Linked DNA regions of Homo sapiens: region 1 is linked to region 2. A link is a loop called in an ENCODE intact Hi-C map of the cell type or tissue named here. Cell type or tissue: endothelial cell of umbilical vein. All regions are shown on one strand. Links, peaks and the distances in the headings refer to the core of each region. The heading gives the core; the rest is flanking DNA. Region 1 has its middle 8.5 kb from the start of GRAMD1C. Region 2 has its middle 57 kb from the start of DRD3.

Region 1 (5,382 bases), core at 289-5,288, 290 kb before region 2:
TGCAGTGAGCCAAGATCGCACCACTGCACTCCAGCCTGGGTGACAGAGCGAGACTCCATCTTAAAATAAAATAAAATAAAATACACTAATACTAATGACAGCTGATGGCAAAAAACTCTCATAATATTTTAAGAAAGTTTACGAATTTGTGTTGGGCTGCATTCAAAGCTGTCCTAGGACGCATGTGGCCTGTGGGCCACGGGTTGGACAAGCTTGCACTGATACTTGGTTTTCCCCTGAAACTTGAGAGGAAACGGCTTTCCCTGAAGCCCTCTCAAGTGGTGTCTGTTTCCTCTCCCACACCATCATATCACTTGTAACTTCCCATTGATCTGGCCTTCTTTGATCCTGGCCTCCATTGGCCTCCAATCAATAAGGCCTCCATTGATCCTGGCCTCTATCATTCATGCCCTGTGGAGTCACCTCCCTCAGTGAATCAGAGCTGACTGACCCCAATAGAATGCGGTGTAAATGATAGTCTATAACTTCCAAGGTTAGGTCATAAACGGCACTGTAGTCCTCACCTTGGTATCCTGGATTACCTGCTCTGAGGAAAGGCACTGCCATGCAATGAGGACTGAAGCAGCTCTGTGAAGATGTCCATATGGAGAGGAATTGAGGTCCCAAACCAATAGCCAGTACCAGGTGCCCGGCCATGTAAGTGAGACACCATAGAAGTGGATCCTCCAGCCACTATCAGGTCTTCTGATGACTGGATATCCACTTGATTAAGGGCAACCTCTGAAAGCCCATGAGCTAGAACTGAGGAGCTGAGCTGCTCCAGGTTCCTGACCCACAGAAACCATGAAATAATGAATGATTATTGTTTTCAGCCACTAAGGTTTTGGGTGATTTGTCATGCAACTATAGTAGCTGGAGCACCAATGGGCCCAAGAAAAAGTGATTGTCTTCTTTTTTCCTATTACTTCCAGACTCTTTTCCTTCACTCTTCCCTAACACTCTATCTTTGAATTTCATGTCAGAACACTATGCCACCAGTTGCCTTTTCTTATTGGAGTCATCTATAAACTCACAATCCATGTTCCCTTTTTCATTGAAGATTTTTGCTCCTTGCTCATGTCGCTTTCTTCTACCCTACTCTTTCTGCACTTGGTGATTTCAATAGCCACTAAGGTTATACTTTCAATTCCTGGTTTCTTAGTGCCTTGTCCTCTGCCCCAACAATCTGAACCACCACTCCTGTCAGCCACCCACTCTCATGCTCATATCATAGAACTTATCATTATAACTGCAATTTGTCCACAATCTCAGTTTCAAGTACCATTTGTATCTTTCCAACTCATCACTTCTATCACCAGCAGTCCTTTAATCTCAACTAGATTTACAAACATTTAATCCTCACACTTTCATTGGCCTTGACACTCTTATGACCTTATTTTGCTTCTTAACCCTGCTTGGACTCCAGGGGCAATCATTATTGCCAAATCCTTGCATACATACTTATCTCCCTTGCTTCTCTTGTGACTTAGCGTACTTGCCTGGTAAAAATCAACCTTAGGCTGGGTGCAGTGGCTCACATCTGTAATCCCAGCACGAGGGAAGGCCAGAACAGGAGGATCATTTGAGGCCAGGAGTTAAGACCAGTCTGGGCAACATAGGGAGGCCCAGTCTGTACAAAACAAACAAACAAACAAACAAACAAAACTCCCCAAAACCTAGCTGGATGGGGTGGTGTGGGCCTGTGGCCCCAGGTACTTGGAAGGCTGAGGTGGATCACTTGAGTCCAGAAGGTTAAGACTGCAGTGAACAGTGATCATGCCACTACACTTTAGCTTGGGTAATAGAGAGAGACCCTGTCTCAAGAAACCCTCCAAAACCTCCAACTAAATCCAACTGTGTCCATTCTGTGTTTGCATTTGTGCAACTACAAAAAAAAAATGACACAACTGTGGAGGGTGGTTTCACTTTATTTATTGAGTTATAATAGTTTTTAATTACTTGAAATAAGAAAGTTGCAAGAATAGTGCAAAGGCTTCCCATAAAACTTTTACTCAGATTTTCATGTTTGCTTTATTTATTATTCTCTCTTGGCACACAATTTTTTTTTCTGAAACATTTGGGTGAGCTAGATCAAATATATCAGTGTACAAAGTCATACGTCACTTAACAACTGGGATATGTTCTGAGAAATGCGTCATTAGGCAATTTTGCTGTTGTGCCAACATCCTAGAATGTACTTAAAGAAATCTAAATGGTAGAGCCTACTGAGGTGATGTTGTTGTCTGGGGTAATACCTGAGGTTCGTTGTCCCACGGTCATGGAAAACAAGGACGCAGACAAACCAGGGTGAGGTTCAGAGCAGAAGTTTAATAGGCGAAATAAAGAGAAAAGCTCTCTCTGCTGCAGAGAGAGGGGCCCCAGAGAATATGGGTTGCTGCTTCCATGGTGAAATGCAGAAGGTTGAATAGATGATCTTGGGGAGGTGGTATCTGATTTATATAGGGCACAAAAGATTGGTCGGACCAGGTGTGTCATTTGCATAGCACACGAAGAACTGGTTAGGACTAGGTGTGCGGTTTGCACAGCATGCAAAGAAGCTGGCCACTCCACCCTAATCTTTTATTATGGAGATGGGTTCTCTACATGGCCAGGCACCATGTTGCCTGCCTCTTTACTGTACACGTGGTGACAAAGAAAAGAGAAGAGGACCCTCCCTGTTGAACATGCCTGGCATCCAGGTAGCCCTTTTCTATTGGCACTGAGGCTGGCATTCACCTGTGCAAGCTTTTTAGCTTGCTTATCTATGTTTGCGGCTTGATTTTTCAGGCTGCTCTTTGTTAGAAAAGAAATGTTTTGGTGGCTGCTTTTTGTTAAAAGGGGAGTTCCACCGAGGACTCTTACCCTTACTATCTGCCTAAATTCTATCTCCTGTATTACTACTACACACTTAGGCTATATGGAATAGCCTATTGCTCCTGAGCTATAAACCTGGACAGCATGTTACCATGCTGAATACTGAAGACAGCTGTAACACAATGAGAAGTATTTGTGTATCCAAACATAGAAAAAGTACAGTAAAAATATTGTACTATAATCTTATGGGACCACTGTTTTCTTGTGGTTCACTGTTGAATGCAGTGACTGACACATTGTTATGCAATGCATGACTGCACTTCCTAAAACAAGCACATCCCCATACCTAACCATAGTACAATTATAACAAACAGGAAATTGTATGGGCATGGTGACTCATGCCCGTAATCCCAGCACTTTGGGAGGCCAAGGCGGGTGGGTCACCTGAGGTTAGGAATTCGAGGCCAGGGTGACCTGTAAAAACCCCATCTCTACTAAAAATACAAAAATTGGCCTGGCATGATGGTATGCACTTGAGACTACTCCGGAGCATGAGACAGGAGAATTGCTTGAACCCAAGAGGCAGAGGTTGCAGTGAGCTGAGATCGCACCACTGCACTCCAGCCTGGGTGACAGAGCAAGACTCTGTCTCAAAAAACAAAAACAGGAAATTAACACTGAGTCAATACTATAATGTAACCTACACTTTATTCAAAGTTTTCCAGTTGTCCCAGTAATGTTCTTTATAACAACAACAACAACAAAATGTTTCTGGTTCAGGATCCAAGACAAAATCGCACATTGTATTTAGTTGCTATATATCTTTAGTGTTCTTTAGTATGAAAGAACACTTCAGTCTTTCTTTGCCTTTTATGAGTTTGATGTTTTTGAAGAGTTCAAGTAATGTCCCTCAATTTCAGTTTGTCTGTTTCCTCACAATTAGATTCAGAGTATGCATTTTTGGCACTGTATATTGTTTTGCACCTTACTTTTTTTTAATGTGACAAAATTTTTTGTAGATCTTTATATATCAGTGCATAAAGAGTTTCCTCATTCTTTCTTGGCCATTACTTCTTCAAATATTCTTTCTTTCTTCTCTCCTGGAATTCCCATTTTGTATATGTTGGTCTACTTGGCAGTGTCTTACAGGTCTTATGGGTTCTGTTCATTTTTCTTCACTTTTTTTTCTTTCTGCTCCTCAGACTGAATAATCCCAATTGACCCACCTTCAAGTTGCTGATTTGTTCCTCTGTCTGCTCAAGTCTATTTGAATTACTCTAGTGAATTTCTCATTTCAGTTATTGTATTTTTCAGCTCCAGAGTTTCTATGTGGTTCCTTTTGTAATTTATATCTCTTTATTGATATTCTTCATTAGGTGAGACATTGTTCTCATGGGTCTCTTTTGAATTTGATTTCTTTTAGCTCTTTGAGCATATATGAAATAGTTGATTTAAAGTTTTGTTTGCCTAATGCTCAGGCTTCATTAGGGGCTGTTTCTATTATTTTTCTCTGTATATGGGTCAAACTGTCTTGTTTCTTTGTGTACCTTATAATTTTTTGTTGAAAACTGGACATTTTGAATATTATAATGCAGCAACTTTGTTTTTTTTGAGACAGAGTCTTACTCTGTCGCTCAGGCTGGAGTGCAGTGTGCAGTGGTGTGATCTCGATTCATTGCAGCCTCCATTTCCCCAGTTCAAGAGAGTCTCGTGCCTCAGCCTCACGAACTACAGGCACCCACCACCAGGCCTGGCTAATTTTTGTGTTTTTAGTAGAGATAGGGTTTCACCATGTTGGCCCGGTTGGTCTTGAACTCCTGACCTCAGGTGATCCACCTGCCTCAGCCTCCCAAAGTGCTGGGATTACAGGCATGAGCCACTGTGCCTGGCATAATGCAGCAACTTTGAAAATCAGGTTGTACACCTCCCCAGGTTTTACTGTTGCTGCTTATTTTAGCATTTATTTGTGGTTTGTTAGTATCTTTTATAAACTACTTTTTTATGTTATGGTAAAATATACACAAGATAAAATTAACCATTTTATCCATTTCAAGTATGGTTCAGTGACATTACGTGCATTTATATTGTGTAATGATCACATCTCCAGAACTTTTTCTTCACCCCAAACTGAAACTTTGAACCAGTTAAATAAAGCCCCATTCTGCCCTCTTCATAGCCCCTGGAAACCACCATTCTACTTCCTTTCTCTATGAATTTGACTACTCTAGGTACCTCATACAAGTCAAACTAATTTTGTAAAGTTTGTATTCTTTGTTTTATGTGGCCACATAAGTCTCTGTTCTGTCAGATTAGAAAAAAATAAAAACCGAGGAAGAAAAATACATACAGAAACAAGCAATTATCTTCCAGTCTTTGCAGACTGGCTTTCTGTGTGTGCTGGGTATGCCTGTAACACCCAGCCAGGCAGTTTATATCTCTGCCTTAGCCGAGCAAAAAGTCAGCCAGAGGTGGAAGTTTAGGGCCTTCTTAGGTCTTTTCTGAGCATGTTCCCAGCTTTGGGCATGGATGTGGCCTTCTGGATTCCCAGGAATTTGTGAGAGTTTTTCA
Region 2 (5,382 bases), core at 69-5,068:
GTCATGTGTCTTAGGAAGAAGTGAGCCAGCTTCTTAATACAGCTAGATGATCATGGGTCAGAGATGTTCTAGAGAGAATTTCTGCAATTACTAGCAGACTGGGCTCAAGTCTCTTCCAACTTTCAAATCCAACGATTGTAGGTTGTGATAAATTACAGGCTTCTTGAAAGTCTTTCATATGGAGTCTTAGGGAATCTGTCCAAGCATAATAAAAGACTCAATTATATCAGTTTTTCTTAAAGAGAAAAAATACCCCCATCACTATTAGTCAGTCTGGACTGGTGCTGCATGAAATAGGATAAATACAGGATTTTCCTTTTTCACTTTCCCCAACTCCAATGAGTTTGCTATTAAATTCCTTTTTTTAAGACACAGAAGCAACAGATTGTCTTTGTACAGGTTTACTTTTTATTAGTAAACATATTTACAGGTTTTTAGGGCTCAGAAGATAATTCATGTCCTTCTAGAATTATTTTTAGCCTGTCTTATCATAGCCTTAGGAATCCAGACTTACCATATTTACTGATAAGAAAGTTGAGCTTTAGTAAGTTTATAGACTTGACCCAGGCCATCAAACAGACTACACGCCAATGCTGGAAGCTGACATCTTGTATTCTGAATGAAACAGCCTTTGCACATTTCCCCTAGTCATCCAAATTCCAAGTTCTCTTGCCTGTCATACCACTCTCACTATATTTTATGGATTGAATTGTATCTGGCAAAAAGATTTGCTGAGGTCCGAATGCCTGGTCTTTGATCCTGTGTTGAAAAAGGGACTTTGCAGATATAATCGAGTTAAGATAATGTAATATTGCGTTAGGGTAGGCCCTTGTGATTAGCCTCCAGAACGGTGAGAGAATCAGTTTCTGTTGTTTTAAGACATCCAGTTTGTGGCATTTTGTTATGGCAACCCTAGGAAACTAATAACACCATATCCAAGGCATTGCACCCAGGCAGGAAGAGATGGAATAAGAGGAAGGGGTGTCAGGCTCAGATTTCACAAGGGACAAAGACAGAAAGTCTTAAAGAATAGATGTGTTCTGCTCCTCATTTTCTGGCCGGAAGAGGAACACAGTACCCAAGTTAGTCTTTAGCAAGCAAGTATCTGCCACCATCAGCCTGGGTATTAGAGCATAACATACTTGTGCACTGCACTGTGTAAGCAGGAGAAGGTGCCCTGTTAGGTACTATCCATTTTTCTAACAATCAGACTACAAAGTCAGCCAAGTATCCTGGGCACGTATAGGGAATAAAAGACAACAGAAAAATCAGATTTTCTGTGAGAGATTGAAAACACTATGCCAAGTAAATAGGCTCTGGGTGGGCTGTGAACTAGACAGATATGATAGGAGTAGTTGCTTAGGGTGAAAATAATAATCACAAGAGTACCAATGATAATAATAATCTCTTACATTTGGTAGGGCTTTACAGTTGACAAAACACTTCTGCTATGGTTTGAATGTTTGTGTTGCCTCCAAAATTCATGCTGAAACTTAATCTCCAATGCAACAGTATTAAGAGGTGGGACCTTCAGGAAGTGATTAGGCCATGAGGGCTTTGCCCTCATGGGTGGGATTAGCTTCTTATAAAAGGGCTACAGGGATCTACCTGTGCCTTTTGCCCTCTGCCATTTTACCACACGAGGACACAGTGTTTACCCCCTCAGGAGGACTCAGTAACAAGGTGCCATCTTAAAAGCCGAGACCAGGCCCTCACCAGACACTGAACCTGCCAGCACCTTGATCTTAGATTTCCCAGCCTCCAGAACTGTGAGAAAATAAACTTCCATTATTTATAAATTTCCCAGTCTGTAGTATTTTGTTACAGCAGCAAGAATAGACTAAGACAGCTTTTAATATGTGATTTTTATCTAATCTTCAAATATACTAGTAAGGAAGATCGGGCTGTGGCTGGGCGCGGTGGCTCAGGCCTGTAATCCCACCACTTTGGGAGGATGAGGTGGGTGGATCACCTGAGGACAGGAGTTCAAGATCAGTCTGACCAACAAGGTGAAACCCCATCTCTACTAAAAATACAAAAAAAAAAAAAGGAAGATCGGGCCTTCAGGTCACTGTTTTACTCACGAGGAAACTGAAGCTCATGGAGGTTAAACCACTTGCCCAAAGTAACTTGTCTGTGCTAGCACTAGAATGCCAGTCTTTGACTCATTTCTGTTCATTTTCTTTCCCACAGGGTGGTCAGAACCACCCTGGGTTCAGCCCAGCTCCCTCTCTGGGACACATGTATCCTTGGAGGCCTGTAGCCACCACTCACTCCTCTCAGTGCCCTGCAGACTATACACAAAGCAGGAGTCAATGCACAATAATGGAGATGGGGTGATTAATTGAGGTGAGGGTGGGTGGAACAAGAGGTCCCAGGTCTTGTGCTTGGCACGAACTCTCTGGTTCTGCCTCTGCCAATGTGTGCTGCAGACAGCTAAGCTGACACTGGCATCACCTGCACTGAGTCTCTGTGTCATGAGGTAGTCATGGAAACTCACTCCTTCCTAAGGTAATGAGGAGACAATTAGGTAGAAATGAGAAATCGAGTTAATTGCTTGTCATCCCCTCTCTGCTCTCTGTGTATTTATTCAAATTAAGCTTTTTCAGTTTTCTAGTGTCAGCAGATACCAATGATCGGAGCACAGGCTTGGGAGCCAGGACCTCCAGGAAACAGCCAGTACTGCATGAATCACTTGCCCTTCCTGCCTCTTTGTTTAGTCCTGACCCAAGCATTCAGGAAAACAAATCTCTTTGCCTGACCTCCCTTGGCTTCTGACCGAAAGTCTCTGAACTGACTTAATTTTAACCATCTCTGGCTCCACATGCATTCAGCTAGTCATTCCTCTTCCTTTAGAGAAAAAGGGAGGAATTCAAATTAAATTCTACATTTGTGGAAATCCAGTGTAACTCAGAGAGATGTAGTTAAATAAATCAGTGATGGACGTTTTGTGGTGTGTATTGTCCGCATGGATGGTAAGGAGGCAAGACCTAGAGGTCATTTGTGAGTAGGGCCCCCATAGGCTCAGCTGCCACTTGAGCAGAGCAGGAAAAGATCTGCCAAGATCACACCCTTTCCTTCCCTGTCCTTTCCGTAGGGTCTCTTCTCTACAGCAAGATGGAATTATTTGAAATTCCTTTCATGGTCCTTGCTTCTACTTATCTTTAGCTCTTCAGAGGTCTGCTCTGTCTAGAATGCCTTTCCTACTTTTTTATTACATCTCAACCCTGGCAATACTTGTCCAAGAAGCCTTCTCAAGGCTGAATATGGGGCTTCCAAGTTCATGAATTTCAAGAATTCGTGGGTTTCCAAACACCATGAATTCTCTTTTTTATAGACAACAAGGAGTTCATCACTGTACGCCTAAATTCTACTGTGGGCTAGAAGCTTCTGGGGGCAGGAACCATGTCTTCTTTTTTTTTTGAGATGGAATTTCACTGTTGTTGCCCAGGCTGGAGTACAATGGTGCGACCATGGCTCACTGCAACCTCCACCTCGCAGGCTCAAGCGATTCTCCTCTGTCAGCCTCCCGAGTAGCTGGGATTACAGGTGCTTGCCACCACGCTCGGCTAATTTTTGTAATTTTAGTATAGACAAGGTTTCACCATGTTGGCTAGGCTGGTCTCGAACACCTGGCCTCAGGTGATCCACCCTCCTCGGCCTCCCAAAGTGCTGGGATTACAGGAGTGAGCCACTGCGCCCAGCCAGCCATGTCTTTTTTGATGATGTTTCCCAGTACTAAGCACAATGCCTGACACATAGAAGGTGATCAATCAATATTTATTGAATAAGTGATGGATTTAGAAAATGAGTAATGGATAGAGTATTAGAGGATTGTGTCCTGGAAGAAGAACATATTTATGTAAGGTCTAGGGTTCAATGTTTGTTGTAATCTACGTGGATTTCCATGCTATTTGCATTTTACCCAAATAGTGTGAGCAACTATGAGACTTCTTTGGGATCCAGAATAGATCTGCCCCAAGAATTCCGCTCTGCTTCATTCAGGCCAACCTCTCTCCTGGGATTTTTGGCCATGCTGGCTCTGAAGGTAGTGAGCTCTGAGAGTAAGTGTGTGGGTTCATGTGGGGACTGTAGAGGCAGAGGAGGTAGAATGAGGAGTCTCAGGATGAAGAGGCTGAAGTGCTAGCTTGGAGATTCGTTTGGGATTCCTGTAGGAAGCTCTTCCTGGATCAGAAGAAAATGCGGGAAAAAAGATGTTGTCTAGAATTAGGGATAATAGACACTATCTAGAAAAGGGGTGGCTCGCAGTTTAATGGTGGAGGTGACAATATAACTTTTACTTTGTATCTGCATGAAGTTTACCGTTTTTATAGGGCCCTTAGGAATGCAGCAAAATAGAAAGAGTACAGAACTAGGATTCAGCACATTTGAGTGCCAGGCTGTCATTAACCAGCTAGGGGACAACACTTCTGGGCCTCAGTTCCCTTTTCTGTAAATGAAGGAGAGGGCAGACCCAAATACGCTCTAAAAACTGTTCCATGATTCTATAAAAATAGATGAGTTTCCCGTGCTACCATTTTAGAAACTGGATGTGGCAGGAAAGTAAATTAATGTCTTGGGTTGGGTTCTTAGGAAAGTTTGGGGTGCAAGTGGATGGGGTAGGATGAGGCTGCCCCAGGGATCTTTGTTCCATCTTTTTCTTCCCCACTCTTTCTCCGTTCCCCTTTACCTCTCTGGTGGGAGGCAATGTGCTGTAGTGGCAAATCGCCTGGACTTGGAAATCAAACAGAGACACATTTTAATCCATGCTCTGCCACTTACTGACTGTGTGTGACCTGGGGCAAATTTCTTAACCTCCCTCTGCTTCAGTTTCCTCATCTATAACATGGAGTTTGTCTTCCTGAAGGCTATCATAAGGGTTGAATATTTGATGTGAAAAAAGGACACAGGAGGTTCGTTATTATTCTTCCTCACAAATATACCAATACTGATGTTGTTTATGGTTTTTTTTGTTGTTGTTTTTTGAGACAGGTCTCACTGTGTTGCCCAGGCTGGAGTGCAGTTGTGCAATCATGGATCACCGTAGCCTTGATCTACTGGGTTCAAGCAATACTCCTGCCTCAGCCTCCCAAGTAGCTGGGACCACTGGTGCATGCCACCATGACCAGCTAACTTTATATTTTTTTGTAGAGACAGCATCTTGCCATCTTGTCCATGCTGGTCTCAAACTACTAGGCTCAAGCAATCCTCCTGCCTTGGCCTCCCAAAGTGCTCGGATTACAGGCATAAACCACTATGCCCAGCCCGTTGTTTATGTTTATGCCTTTAGAACTCTGGTTTTGACATGGAATTCTATGATCTTTTACTCCACCGTCTCATCCATTTTCTGTTTATTTTGCATGGAAAAACCTGGAAATCATC

The links. Peaks named below come from ENCODE experiments on the same cell type or tissue, not always from the same donor. Only the 100,000 strongest peaks of a DNase experiment are listed, where the experiment ranks them.
Region 1: a loop joins it to region 2, with 7 times the contacts of the local background. A loop is called at or near these places in 1 of 110 quality-filtered maps.

Annotation. Positions count from the first base shown.
Region 1 is chr3:113,827,623-113,833,004 of GRCh38, forward strand. It overlaps a transcript of GRAMD1C not described here. Among named protein-coding and RNA genes, the nearest start is that of GRAMD1C, 8.5 kb to the right of the region's middle. RefSeq lists an enhancer at 3,276-3,425. In endothelial cell of umbilical vein, for the core only: no CTCF peak of the experiment used is centred there; DNase peaks (open chromatin) are centred at 3,169 and 3,659; H3K27ac peaks cover 3,076 bases.
Region 2 is chr3:114,119,805-114,125,186 of GRCh38, forward strand. No RefSeq gene overlaps it. Among named protein-coding and RNA genes, the nearest start is that of DRD3, 57 kb to the right of the region's middle. In endothelial cell of umbilical vein, for the core only: no CTCF peak of the experiment used is centred there; a DNase peak (open chromatin) is centred at 2,707; H3K27ac peaks cover 2,126 bases.